3 separate regions of the Homo sapiens genome follow, and all the other regions are linked to region 1. A link is an interaction called in ENCODE POLR2A ChIA-PET data of the cell type or tissue named here. Cell type or tissue: Panc1. All regions are shown on one strand.

Region 1 (4,000 bases):
ATAATAGCTAGGTCAGGCTAATCAAATTTAGTAACATTACTAAAATTCAGATAGCTAGACATTATGTGCCAGCTGGTGTGATGCCACAGGAAGTATGCTGTATCCCCAAATAAGCATTTTTTTGCCAAGAAAATAAAAAATAAACACTTAATAAAAAATATGGGCCAGGTACGGTGGCTCACACCTGTAATCCCAGCACTTTGGGAGGCCAAGGTGGAAAGATTGCTTGAGCCCAGGAATTTGAGGCCAGCCTGGGTGAGATCCCATCTGTATCAAAAATTTTAGATTATTAGTTTTTTCTTTTTATTTATTTTTTGGTTATCTATTGCTATTGAACAAATTATTAAATTATTATTTTTTTCTTTTTTGTTACTAATTCGTGATGCAACAATATATTAGATTATTTTTTTAAAATAAAAATAGAAAATATGGAGGAGGAAATAATATATTAAATGATAACATAATTGTAATTATCCAAATGTGGGAAATTCTCCAGGATAAATAACCTGGTCTCTGGCCAGGCACGGTGGCTCACGCCTGTAATCCCAGCACTTTGGGAGGCCAAGGCGGGCGGATCACCAGGTCAGGATATCGAGACCATCCTGGCTAACATGGTGAAACCCCGTCTCTACCAAAAATACAAAAAATTAGCCGGGCCTTGTGGCGGGCACCTGTAGTCCCAGCTACTCGGGAAGGCTGAGGCAGGAGAATGGAGTGAACCCAGGAGGCGGAAGTTGCAGTGAGTCGAGATCGCACCACTGCACTCCAGCCTGGGTGACAGATCGAGACTCTGTCTCAAAAAAAATAAAAAAATAAAAAATAAAAAAAATAACCTGGTCTCTTCAATAAATAAATGGCATGACCATGAGGGGGGTCATAGAAACGCACATCAAAAAAAAAAAAAAAGACCTAAAAACGTAACAACCAAATGAAATGTATGGATTTTGTTTGGATCCTGATTTGGAATTACCATCTTTTTTTTAAAAAATTGTTTTTTGAGATATTGGGGGAAATCAAATATGGACTGAGGATTAGATTGTATAAAGGAATTACTGGCTGGGCGTGGTTGCTTACACCTGTAATCCTAGCACTTTGGGAGGCTGAGGTGGGCAGATCACAAGGTCAGGAGATCAAGACCATCCTGGCCAATGGTGAAACCCCATCTCTACTAAAAATACAAAAATTAGCTGGGTGTGGCGGCGTGTGCTTGTAATCCCAGCTACTCGGGAGGCTGAGGCAGGAGAATTGCTTGAACCCGGGAGGCGGAGGTTGCGGTGAGAAGAGATCGCACCACTGCACTCCAGCCTGGCGATAGAGCTAGACTCCATCTCAAAAAAAAAAAAAAAAAAAAGGAATTACCATTAATTTTGTAGGTGTGATAATGGTATGGTGTTTTGCTAAAAAAAAGAAGCAAAAACTCCTAATCTGTTAAAGATACTTAGAGAACTATGTACTAATGAAATAATATAATGTCTGGTATTTACGTTAAACATTTCTTCACACAGAAAAAAAGTAGAGTAGATGAAATAAGAATGGCAAAATCTTGTAATTGGAGTTCATCAGATTTTTGTTGTTGTTTTTCCATAACTGAAGTTCTTCAAAATAAAAAGTTAAGTGGGGCTGGCCACGGTGGCTCATGCCTGTAATCCCAGCACTTTGGGAGGCCAAGGCAGGTGGATCACCTGAGGTCGGGAGTTTGAGACCAGCCTGGCCAATATGGTGGAACCCTGTCTCTACTAAAAATACAAAAAAAAAAAAATTTAGCTGGTCGTGGTGGCGGGTGCCTGTAATCCCAGCTACTTGGTAGACTGAGGTGGGAGAATAGCTTGAACCCGGGAGGCGGAGGTTGCAGTGAGCCGAGACCACACCACTGCACTCCAGGCTGGGCATGACAGAGCAAGACTCTGTCTAAAAAAAAAAAAAAAAAAAAAAAAATTAAGTACAAAACTTCTAGGCACAGGTGTAGTGGCTTACGCCTGTAATCCCAGCACTTTGGGAGGCTGAGGCAAGAGGATCCCTTGAGGCCAGGAGTTCGAGACCAGCCTGGGCAATGCAGTGAGAGTTTGTTTCCCCCCCAAAAAAAGTCTATGCACAACACTGTATAACACAATTTTAAATATCCAATTGTTACGAAACTATAAAAACTATAAAACAAAAGAAGCAAAGAGAAGTAGGAGTTATTTTAAATGCCTATAAATAATTCTTCAGTCTTTTTTTTGTTAAGATAATTGTCATGTACTTTCTACTAACAGAAAGCCAAAACTAAAGGTTACCATCATTTAAAAATATGCTGTTATAAAAAATATGTTTTTGTGACTTTTTGCCAATTTAACATATTCTCCAAAGGAACACTGTCTTTAGCATAGATTTACTGGGCCAGGTGTCCATGTTTGGTGTCATTCTTTGGAATACTCACCCTGCTGCTTCAATGACAAACCAAGCCTGTTAAATTATTACCTAGCAAACTTTTGGCAATTTACCAATTAGTCACATCTTCCAGTCATTTTGCTCTTATGTTTACAGACCTGGTTGTTCATTCTTAGCCAATGTCCAGGAGGGACTTGGCTCCAGGCAATCCTTTCTTTTTCTTTTCAATTTTGACATCTCTATGAGTTAGCTATTAAACAATATTATCACAGCCTATTTTTTTTCTTACTCATACCCAGGAGACAATTACAGAATAAACTTGGACTACAATTTTATACAGCATGCTGAGTTTCCTAAAGGTTTGGTATCTATTTTCTGTAATCTGTGAAGATCCTTTTCCTTTTCCTCACAGAATATTATCCAAAGGGTTCAAGTGCCCTGCCTGTGTTTCTACAATTTTCTTAGCCAAAGTCAATCACTATAATGAGAAGTAGATCTTATTTGGCAGGTTGAAGCATGGTGCAGGTCAGAGCTGCCTCCTTTCTGTTACACATGCATTAAACATTTTGCTCCTTTGGTTTCTGAACACATGTCAGCTCTTCTTAAAGATCTTCCTCTGGAGTCTAATACTTTGCTTGCTCTCTCTGTTTATAAATGTAAACACTGTGGCGGGCGGAGTGGCTCACGCCTGTAATCCCAGCACTTTGGGAGGCTGAGGCGGGTGGATCACAAGGTCAGGAGTTCAAGGCCAGCCTGGCCAGAATGGTAAAACCCTGTCTCTACTAAATATACAAAAATTAGCTGGGCATGGTGGCGCATGACTGTAGTCCCAACTACTCAGGAAGTTGAGGCAGGAGAATTGTTTGAACACGGGAGGCAGAGGTTGCAGTGAGCCGAGATCACGCCACTGCACTCCAGCCTGGGTGACAGAGCGAGACTCCATCTCAAAAAAAAAAATTAAACACTATGTCATTTCCCTGAGTGACTGGATCACCCCAAAACTATCTAAAAATAATTTCAAACATGTAAATGATTTGAGAACCAGAGACAGTAATAATGAACCCATTGATAGGATGACAGCAGGCAGAACTGTGCGGGGAGACTTTCTAGTTTCCAAATACACATATACACTCACTGATGTAAAGAGTGAGAACTTCTACTAAGTACTTACTGAAGTGACCAAGAGCTCTTCAGCTTTCTTTCTTCACTGTGGAGATAAGAATATTTGTTATAGCCTTTGCAGATGATGCAAAAAAGATGACTAGATTAGTGTTTGTGAATTGATTTGAACTCTTTGGTAGAAGGATGCCAGGTACCTAGTCAGCAAGATATAAAACTGTACGAGGCTGGGCGTGGTGGCTCATGCCTGTAATCCCAGCACTTTGGGAGGCCGAGGCGGGCGGATCATGAGGTCAGGAGTTCAAGACCAGCCTGGCCAACATAGTGAAATCCTGTCTCTACTAAAAATAGAAAAATTAGCCGGTCATGGTGGCACATGCCTGTAGTCCCAGCTACTTGGGAGGCTGCTTGGGAGGCTGAGGCAGGAGAATCGCTTGAACCCAGGAGGTGGAGGTTGCAGTGAGCCGAGATCGCACCACTGCACCTCAGCTTGGGCAACAACAGAGTGAGACTT
Region 2 (4,000 bases), 71 kb after region 1:
TAGGACTCCTATATAACATCCAAAGCATGTGGGATTCTGCAGCAAACTGGGAGTACTTCTGGATTGGCCTGCTGTCTTCTTTAGAACTAATTTCATTATAACAGTTTAAGAAGGTGGATATTTTTACATAGTCAATTGTATTAGGTGACATATTTCTTTTCTGTTAATGTGACTCCTCTGAATGACCTAGTTCACTAGTGAACTAGTGACTAGTAATTTGGTCACCAAGCAAATCAAGCCTGCAAGAAAGGAAGTCAATACTCAAAATAGTGTGTTATCGTCTGAATTCCATCAAATAACATGTTTTCTGTGTGAACACTTAACCTCAATAATGACATGTCTAACTAGAGCAAGCTCCTGCAACAAGACAAAGACCAAGACAGCACCAAGACCAAGACTCTCTTTTTTTTTCTTTTTTTTTTTGAGAAGGGGCCTTGCCCTGTTGTGCACTGGCTGGAGTGCAGTGGTGCTATCTCGGCTCACTGCAACCTTCACCTCCGAGTTCAAGTGATTCTCCTGCCTCAGTCTCTGGAGTACTTGGGATTACAGGTGCGCGCCACCACAGCTGGCTAATTTTTGTATTTTTAGTAGAGATGGGGTTTCACCCTATTAGCCAAGCTGATCTCAAACTGCTGACCTCAGGTGATCCGCCCACCTCAGCCTCCCAAAGTGCTGGGATTACAGGTGTGAGCCACTGTGCCAAGCCTGCATCTCTTCTTCTAAGGCTTAGGTTTTGCCCATAATTCTCAGTGCATGGAATAGTTGACATCAACAGTCATTGTTCCCATCACAAAGCCTTGGGCTGCCACATGCATGTGGATCAGGTGAAGGGACATTTTAATATTTCTCCTGTTCTTCAATTTGTATATCCACTGCAACAATTGCTGCAAAACCTGCTATTCCAATGGGGGACAAATGGTGCCTCTTTAGCTTTTTGGATATGTTTGGATCCCTGATCATCATATGAAGAAAGAGAAACATCTGTGTTGGTTGGTATGGAAATTGCTAGAAGAATCTCTCAAGAGCAACAAAACCCTCATGATCCAACTGGCTTCAAATCCCAGCTCCCATGCCCTATCTTCTCTTGTGTGTAGTTTTTTGTTTTTTGTTTTTCTTTTTTAGACGGAGACTCACTCTATTGCCAGCTTACTGCAACCTCCACCTCCCAGGTTCAAGTGATTCTCATGCTTCACCCTCTCGTATAGCTGAGACTACAGATGCGCACCACCACACCTGCCTAATTTTTGTATTTTTACGAGAGATGGGGTTTCGCCATGTTGGCCAGGTTGATCTCGAACTCCTGACCTCAAGTGATCCGCCTGCCTCAGCCTCTCAAAGTGTTGGCATTACAGGCATGAGCCATCGCACCTGGCTCTTTTCTTGTTTTTTAATGTAAGCATTTATATCTATAAATTCCCCCCTGCGCATTGCTTACATTGCATCCTCTAAGTTTTGGTATGTCCTGTGTTTGTTTTCATTTGTTTCTGTTACCTAATTTTTCTTCTTTGAGTGTGTTGTTTAATTTCCATAAATTTGTGAATTTCCAGTTTTCTTTTGTTATTGATTTCTAACTTGATTTTTTTGTGGTCAGAGAAGAAACTTTGATATCTGTCTTTTTAAAGTTATTAAGACTTGTCTGAGCATGGTGGCTCATGCCTGTAATCCCAGCACTTTGGGAGGCCAAGGTGGGCAGATCACTTGAGGTCAGGAGTTTGAGACCAGCCTGGCCAACATGGTGAAACCCTGTCTCTACCAAAAAATACAAAAATTAGCTGGGTTTGGTGGCGTGTGCCTGTAGTCCCAGCTACTCGGGAGGCTGAGGCAGGAGAATCACTTGAACCCAGGAGCTGGAGGTTGCAGTGAGTCGAGACTGCACCACTGCACTCCAGCCTGGGTGATAGAATGAGACCCTGTTTCAAAAAAATTAAAAAGTTATTTAGACTTAACTTGTGACTCAATTTACATGGTCTGTTCTGGAGACTGTCCCATGTGCACTTAAGATGTGTATTTTTTTGTTGGGTAAAGTGTTCTGCATATGTGTGTTAGAGCTAGGTGATTTGTTGTGTTCAGATCCTCTATTTTCTTCCTTACCATTTGTCTGGTGGTTCTATCCATTATTTAGAGTGGGGTATTGAATCTCCAACTACTGTTGTCTGTTCTCCGTTCTGTTCTGTCAGTTTTGCTTCATACGTTTTGATAATCTGTTACTAGGTGTGTGTGTGTTTATAGTTGTAATATCTTCTTGTCATTATTAGCGTAGTCATGTGTCACGTAACAGCAAGAATATGTTTTGAGAAATGTATCGTTAGATGATTTCATCTTGTGAACATCACAGAGTATGCTTACACAAACTAGATAATATAGCCTGCACTTGGGCTATGTGGTATAGCCTATTCTGAGACCACAAACCTGTATAGCATGTTACTGTACTGAATACTATAGGCAGTTGTAACACAATGGTAAGTATTTGTGTATCTAAACATAGAAAAGGTATAGTAAAAAAAAAAATGGGGCCAGGTGCTGTCACTCACACCTGTAATCCTAGCACTCTGGGAGGCTGAGGAGGGAGGATTGCTTGAGGCCAGGAGTTTGAGCCCAGTCTGGGCAACATGGTGAAATCCCATCTTAAAAAAATAGAAAACTTAGCCAGTCATAGTAGTAGGTGCTTGTAGTTCCAGCTGCTCGGGAGGCTGAGAGGGGAGAATCACCTGAACCTAGGGAGGTTGAGGCTGCAGTGAACTGTGATCGTGCCACTGCACTGTGGCCTGGGTGACAGAGTGAGACCCTGTCTCAGAAAAAAGAAAGATAACAAATGGTATAACTGTGTAGGGCACTGACCATGAATGAAGCTTTTAGGATTGGAAATTGCTCTGGTTGAGTCAGTGAGTGGTGATTGAATTTGTAGGCCTGTGGCATTGTCTCTCTTGTAGATTGTATAAACACTGTATACTTAGACTTTACTAAATTTATGTGAATTTTTTTCTTCAATAATAGCTTACCATAATCATTTTACTTTATAAATTTTAATTTTTTCAGCGTTTTAACTCTTTTGTAATAACACTTAGTTTAAAACAAGCACATTGTACAGCTATATAAAAATATTTTCTTTTTATCTTTATTCTATTAGCTTTCTTCTAGTTTTTAAAATTTTGATTTATTTTTACTTTTTAAACTTTTTTTGTTAGAAATGAAGACACAAACACACATATTAACCTATGCCTACGTAAGGCCTAGGAAGGCCTAGGTTAATATCATTGTCTTCTACCTCCACATCTTATCCCACTGGAAGGTCTTCAAGGGCAGTAACACACATGGAACTGTCATCTTCCATGACAACAATATCTTCTTCTGGAATACTTCCTGAAGGACCTGCCTGAGGCACTTTTGCAGTTAACTTTTCTTTTTATAGGTAGGAATACACTCTAAAATAACGATAGAACCAGGCACGATGGTTCACACCTGTAATCTTAGCAACTCAGAAGGCTAAGGCAAGAGGACCACTTGAGGCCAGGAGTTCAAGGCCAGCCTGGGCAACAAAGCAATACCCTTCTCTACAAAAATAATTTTTAAAAAATTAGCCTGGCTGGTGGCCCGAGCCTTAAGCTGAAGCAGGAGGATCACCTGAGCCCAGGACTTAGAGGGTACAGTGATCTGTGACTGCACACTACAACCCAGTCTGGGTGTCTCAAAACAAAAATGTATAGTAAATCAACTGTAGAATAGTCATTATTGTCATTATAAGTATTGAGCACTGTACATAATTATATGTATTGTACTTCTGTATGACTGACAACACAGTAGATTTGTTTATAACCATCAGGACAAACGTGAATAATGCGTCTAATGCGTCCCACTACAATGTTACAATAGCTACGACTTCTAGACTTCTACAACTTCACTAGGCGATAGGAATTTTTCAGCTCCATTATAATCATATGGGACCCCTGTTGTATATGCAGTCTGTCATTGACTGAAATGTCATGTGGCACATGACTGTATA
Region 3 (4,000 bases), 150 kb after region 1:
TTGACTTACATACATATAAACTTGACATGGTTTACCTATTCTAATGGTCTTTCTAAAACAGAAAAACTACAAAACTTTGTATGAGTCTACAAGGTAATGAAGAATTCATCTTCAAAAAGAATTGGGTCAAAGTAGTCAGAAAAAAGTACAAGACAAAAAGTACTGCAGGGGAATTTGCCTCATGGGATGTTAAAATGTGCAATAAAACTGTGATAATCAAAGCAGCGTAGAAAAAAATATGTAAGGATTAGCATATGAATCAAAGAAATAGACTTGCTCAAACTCAGGTATAAATGTGATACCATAAGTCAATGAAACAAGGAACACATTTTTTTTAAGGGTGAGAGACAAATGGTTAAATTATGTTAAAACAGTTAAATTTTCTTCTCATGCCAAAAAAATTCTATCTAATCTAAGAGCAGAGCCACTTGTAAAAAATAACAGAAATGAAATGGAAATTAATATTTGTAATAGCACTGTTTATACAACCTTACACACTGCTGATAGTAGTTTAAACTACTTCACCTTTCTAGGAAGCAATTTCGCTATTTATTTGTTTTTTTAGAGATGGGGTCTTTCTCTGTTGTCCAGGCTGGAGTAGAGTGGTGCCATCATAGCTCACTGCAGCTTTGAACTCCTGGGCTTGAGAGATCCTCACACCTCAGCCTCCTGAGCAGCTGGCACTACAGGCATGAGCCACTGTGCATGGCTCAATTTCACTATTTATATCAGAGGCTTTAAGTCAGAACCTCACTTTTAGAAATCTAACCTGATGAAATAATCAGAGATGGGCACAAAGATGATATAAGGATGTTCATCACAGTGTAGTGTGTAATGTAGTGAAGAAATAATAAGAATGACTAATCATGCAGCGGAATATTATGAAATATTTTTGATGAATATTTGTGATATGAGAAAATGCTAAAAATACTAAAGGATGAAAAAAACAGGATGCAGGGCATTTTTAATAGTCTGAGTTTTTAAAAAATAATACAGTCAAATATTTCCTTAAAATACTGAAGGGGCCAGGCGTGGTAGCTCACACCTGTAATCCTAGCACTTTGGGAGTCCGAGGCAGGTGGATCACCTGAGGTCAGGAGCTCGAGACCAGGCTGGCCAACATGGTGAAACCTTGTCTCTACTAAAAATACAAAAATTAGCCAGGCGTAGTAGTGCACACCTGTGATCCCAGCTACTCAGGAGGCTGAGGCAGGAGAATCACTTAAATCCAGGAGGCAGAGGTTGTAGTGAACAAAGATCGTGCCATTGCATTCCAGCCTCGGTGACAGAGCAAAACTCCGTCTCAAAAAAAAAAAAAAAAAAAAAAAAAAACCATTTTATAGTGATTATCTCTAGGGCATATGATTTAGAGCATTTCTTTTTTTGTGCTCTATGTATTTTCAAGCTTTCTATAATGAGCATATTCTATTTCTAAAAGCAATTAATAAATAAATATTTATTTATTTATTTATTTTTATTTTTATTTTTTGAAACAGAGTCTTGCTCTGTTGCCCAGGCTGGAGTGCAGTGGCACGATCTTGGCTCACTGCAAGCTCCACCTCCTGGGTTCACGCCATTCTCCTGCCTCAGCCTCCCGAGTAGCTGGGACTACAGGCGCCTGCCACCACGCCCGGCTAATTTTTTTTTTTTGTATTTTTAGTAGAGACGGGGTTTCCCCGTGTTAGCCAGGATGGTCTCAATCTCCTGACCCCGTGATCCATCCGCCTCGGCCTCCCAAAGTGCTGGGATTACAGGCGTGAGCCACCGCACCTGGCCAGCAATTAATAAATATTTTTAAATGAATAAAATAGAAAGGTCGTGCTTCAGATCACCAACCAAGAGAATATGGAAAGAGCTAAAAAGAATAACAGAATAGGGAGGTGGAATAGACATATCACTGCTTCTTCCTTCAGAAGAGAGAAATTAGGAATTGAGCAGAGTAGATAAGCAGAGGTGACTTGTGTAAGCAACAGGACTCTCCAGTCTACCTTCTGGTTCTTATATAGATAGCACACAGTTTTCTAAATTCTTTTATTCCAAAAAGGAGGCACTCAGATCTACTCAGTCTGCCCAGGCAGTCTTAGATCCTGAACTTACAGTTTGGGAACCCAGTGTGTCCATAACTCAAATGTTTATACTGAACTGACATGTACCCACTAAAAGAACTGATCATTTGTCATCATTCAAGACTCATTCAAATCTCCTCTCATTTGATTTTTTTCTTTTTTTTTTTTTTTTTTGAGACATAGTCTCACTGTTGCCCAGGCTGGAGTGCAGTGGTGCAATCTCGGCTCATTGTAACCTCTGCCTCCCGAGTCCAAGTGATTCTCCTGCCTCAGCCTCCCAAGTAGCTAGGATTACAGGTGCATGCCACCACATCTGGCTAATTTTTGTATTTTTAGTAGAGACGGTGTTTCACATGTTGGCCAGACTGGTTTTGAACTCCTGACCTCAGGTGATCCACACACCCACTTGGCCTCCAAAGTGCTGGAATTACAGGCGTGAGCCACTGCACCCGGCCTCATTTGATTTTGAATGTATCCAACACAAAGAAATGATCAATGTTTGAGGTGATGGATATGCTAATTACTCTGATTTGACCACTATACATTGTATGTATGAAAACATCACTATGTACCCCATAAGTATATATAATTATTATGTGTCAATTACAAAATAATTTTTTTTTTAAATCTCCCATTTTAACAAGGTTGGTACCTGGCTTGAACAAGGCCCACATGTGGTCCTTCTGTTCCAATTCCCAACATTAGAGCCACTTTTCCAACAAAATTCTTCTGTAAATTAAATCGGCGCTGCCCAATATTAAAGCTTCCATCAATCAGAAATGCAATGTCTGCTTTACAATCTGCGAACAACCAAACCAGTCCCCTCATTAGCAGTCTCAAGAGGAGGGAGGGAAAATGCTACCTTCCCAAATGGAGATCTTGATTCTTACCTTTATTGCCAGTTTTCTTCTCGGGTGTTTTCTTTAGTCGTTTACCTGAAATAAAAGATGCACTTGGCATTAACAAAAGGAAGACAGTTACATAGCAAGAAACCCACATGGGGAGAAGCTCATAACAACAGAGTGCCATTCTTGAAAGGACTTTTTTAAAAAAATTAATTTCCTCAGGATTTTCTGGACTAGGGAAAGCAATGACCCAACAAATAAACAAATCAGTATGTAGGCCTACATATTTGATATGCCCTAATCCAGGACTTTAATACCCCAAACCCACAGGTGAGGCAGGAACTCAACATTAAATCCTAATGTTCTTAATATCTTTGACTTTAAAACTGCCATCGTCATACAAAAGGGGATCCCTGGCTATTTCTTACAATAGACACACATTCCTTTTAGTCACATGACAGTGCAGTAATTAAAGGAATTTAATGAAGCAAATGGAACTAGAAGTTCATGGTACTTTGACCAGTTCTTAGGCGTGGTTTATCAAATCTGGGAGAAAATAGGACTTTTAGAGAATTATTAGGCTGGGTGCAGTGGCTCATGCCTGTAATCCCTGAACTTTGGGAGGCTGAAGTGGGAGGACTGCCTGAGGTCAGGAGTTCAAAACCAGCCTGGGCATCATAGCTAGACCTGTCTAAAAAAATAAAAATAAAAAAAATTAAAAATCAAAAAAATTGGCTGGGTGTGGTGGCATGTGCCTGTAGTACCACCTACTCAGGAGGCCAAGGTGAGAAGATTGCTTGAGCCTAGGAGGTTAAGGCTGCAGTGAGCTATGATTGCACCACTGTACTCCAGCCTGAGCAACAGAGTGAGACCCTGTCTTTAAAATATACACATAATGAATGTTTCCATATGTAATATACCAGTAAACTTAAGGTATTTGCTTTGTTTCTCTTTAATATCAAATTTCTTTAAGAAAAGCTTCTACCAACAACACGTTTATTCATAACTTCCAAATGCTGTGCCGGGCAACTAGGAGATAGGTTTCATAGTTCATACCTGTTGGTGGATGTGCTGTGGACACTGCTTGTC

What was found. ChIA-PET counts read pairs that join two places held together with the same protein. Peaks named below come from ENCODE experiments on the same cell type or tissue, not always from the same donor. Only the 100,000 strongest peaks of a DNase experiment are listed, where the experiment ranks them.
Region 2: POLR2A ChIA-PET joins it to region 1 with 9 read pairs; 9 of 35 experiments call an interaction of 5 or more read pairs at or near these places.
Region 3: POLR2A ChIA-PET joins it to region 1 with 7 read pairs; 7 of 35 experiments call an interaction of 5 or more read pairs at or near these places.

The regions. Positions count from the first base shown.
Region 1 is chr14:31,032,545-31,036,544 of GRCh38, reverse strand. All of the region lies in intron 1 of AP4S1 (adaptor related protein complex 4 subunit sigma 1), which reads right to left. Among named protein-coding and RNA genes, the nearest start is that of STRN3, 8.2 kb to the right of the region's middle. In Panc1, no CTCF peak of the experiment used is centred here; a DNase peak (open chromatin) is centred at 2,484.
Region 2 is chr14:30,961,344-30,965,343 of GRCh38, reverse strand. All of the region lies in intron 1 of STRN3 (striatin 3), which reads left to right. It also overlaps the pseudogene HIGD1AP17. Among named protein-coding and RNA genes, the nearest start is that of MIR624, 51 kb to the left of the region's middle. In Panc1, no CTCF peak of the experiment used is centred here; no DNase peak of the experiment used is centred here.
Region 3 is chr14:30,879,453-30,883,452 of GRCh38, reverse strand. COCH (cochlin) reads right to left here. Exons shown (of 12, transcript NM_004086.3): 6 at 3,968-4,000; 7 at 2,957-3,001; 8 at 2,719-2,866. The region is part of intron 4 of COCH-AS1 (COCH antisense RNA 1); the gene reads left to right. Among named protein-coding and RNA genes, the nearest start is that of COCH, 6.9 kb to the right of the region's middle. In Panc1, no CTCF peak of the experiment used is centred here; no DNase peak of the experiment used is centred here.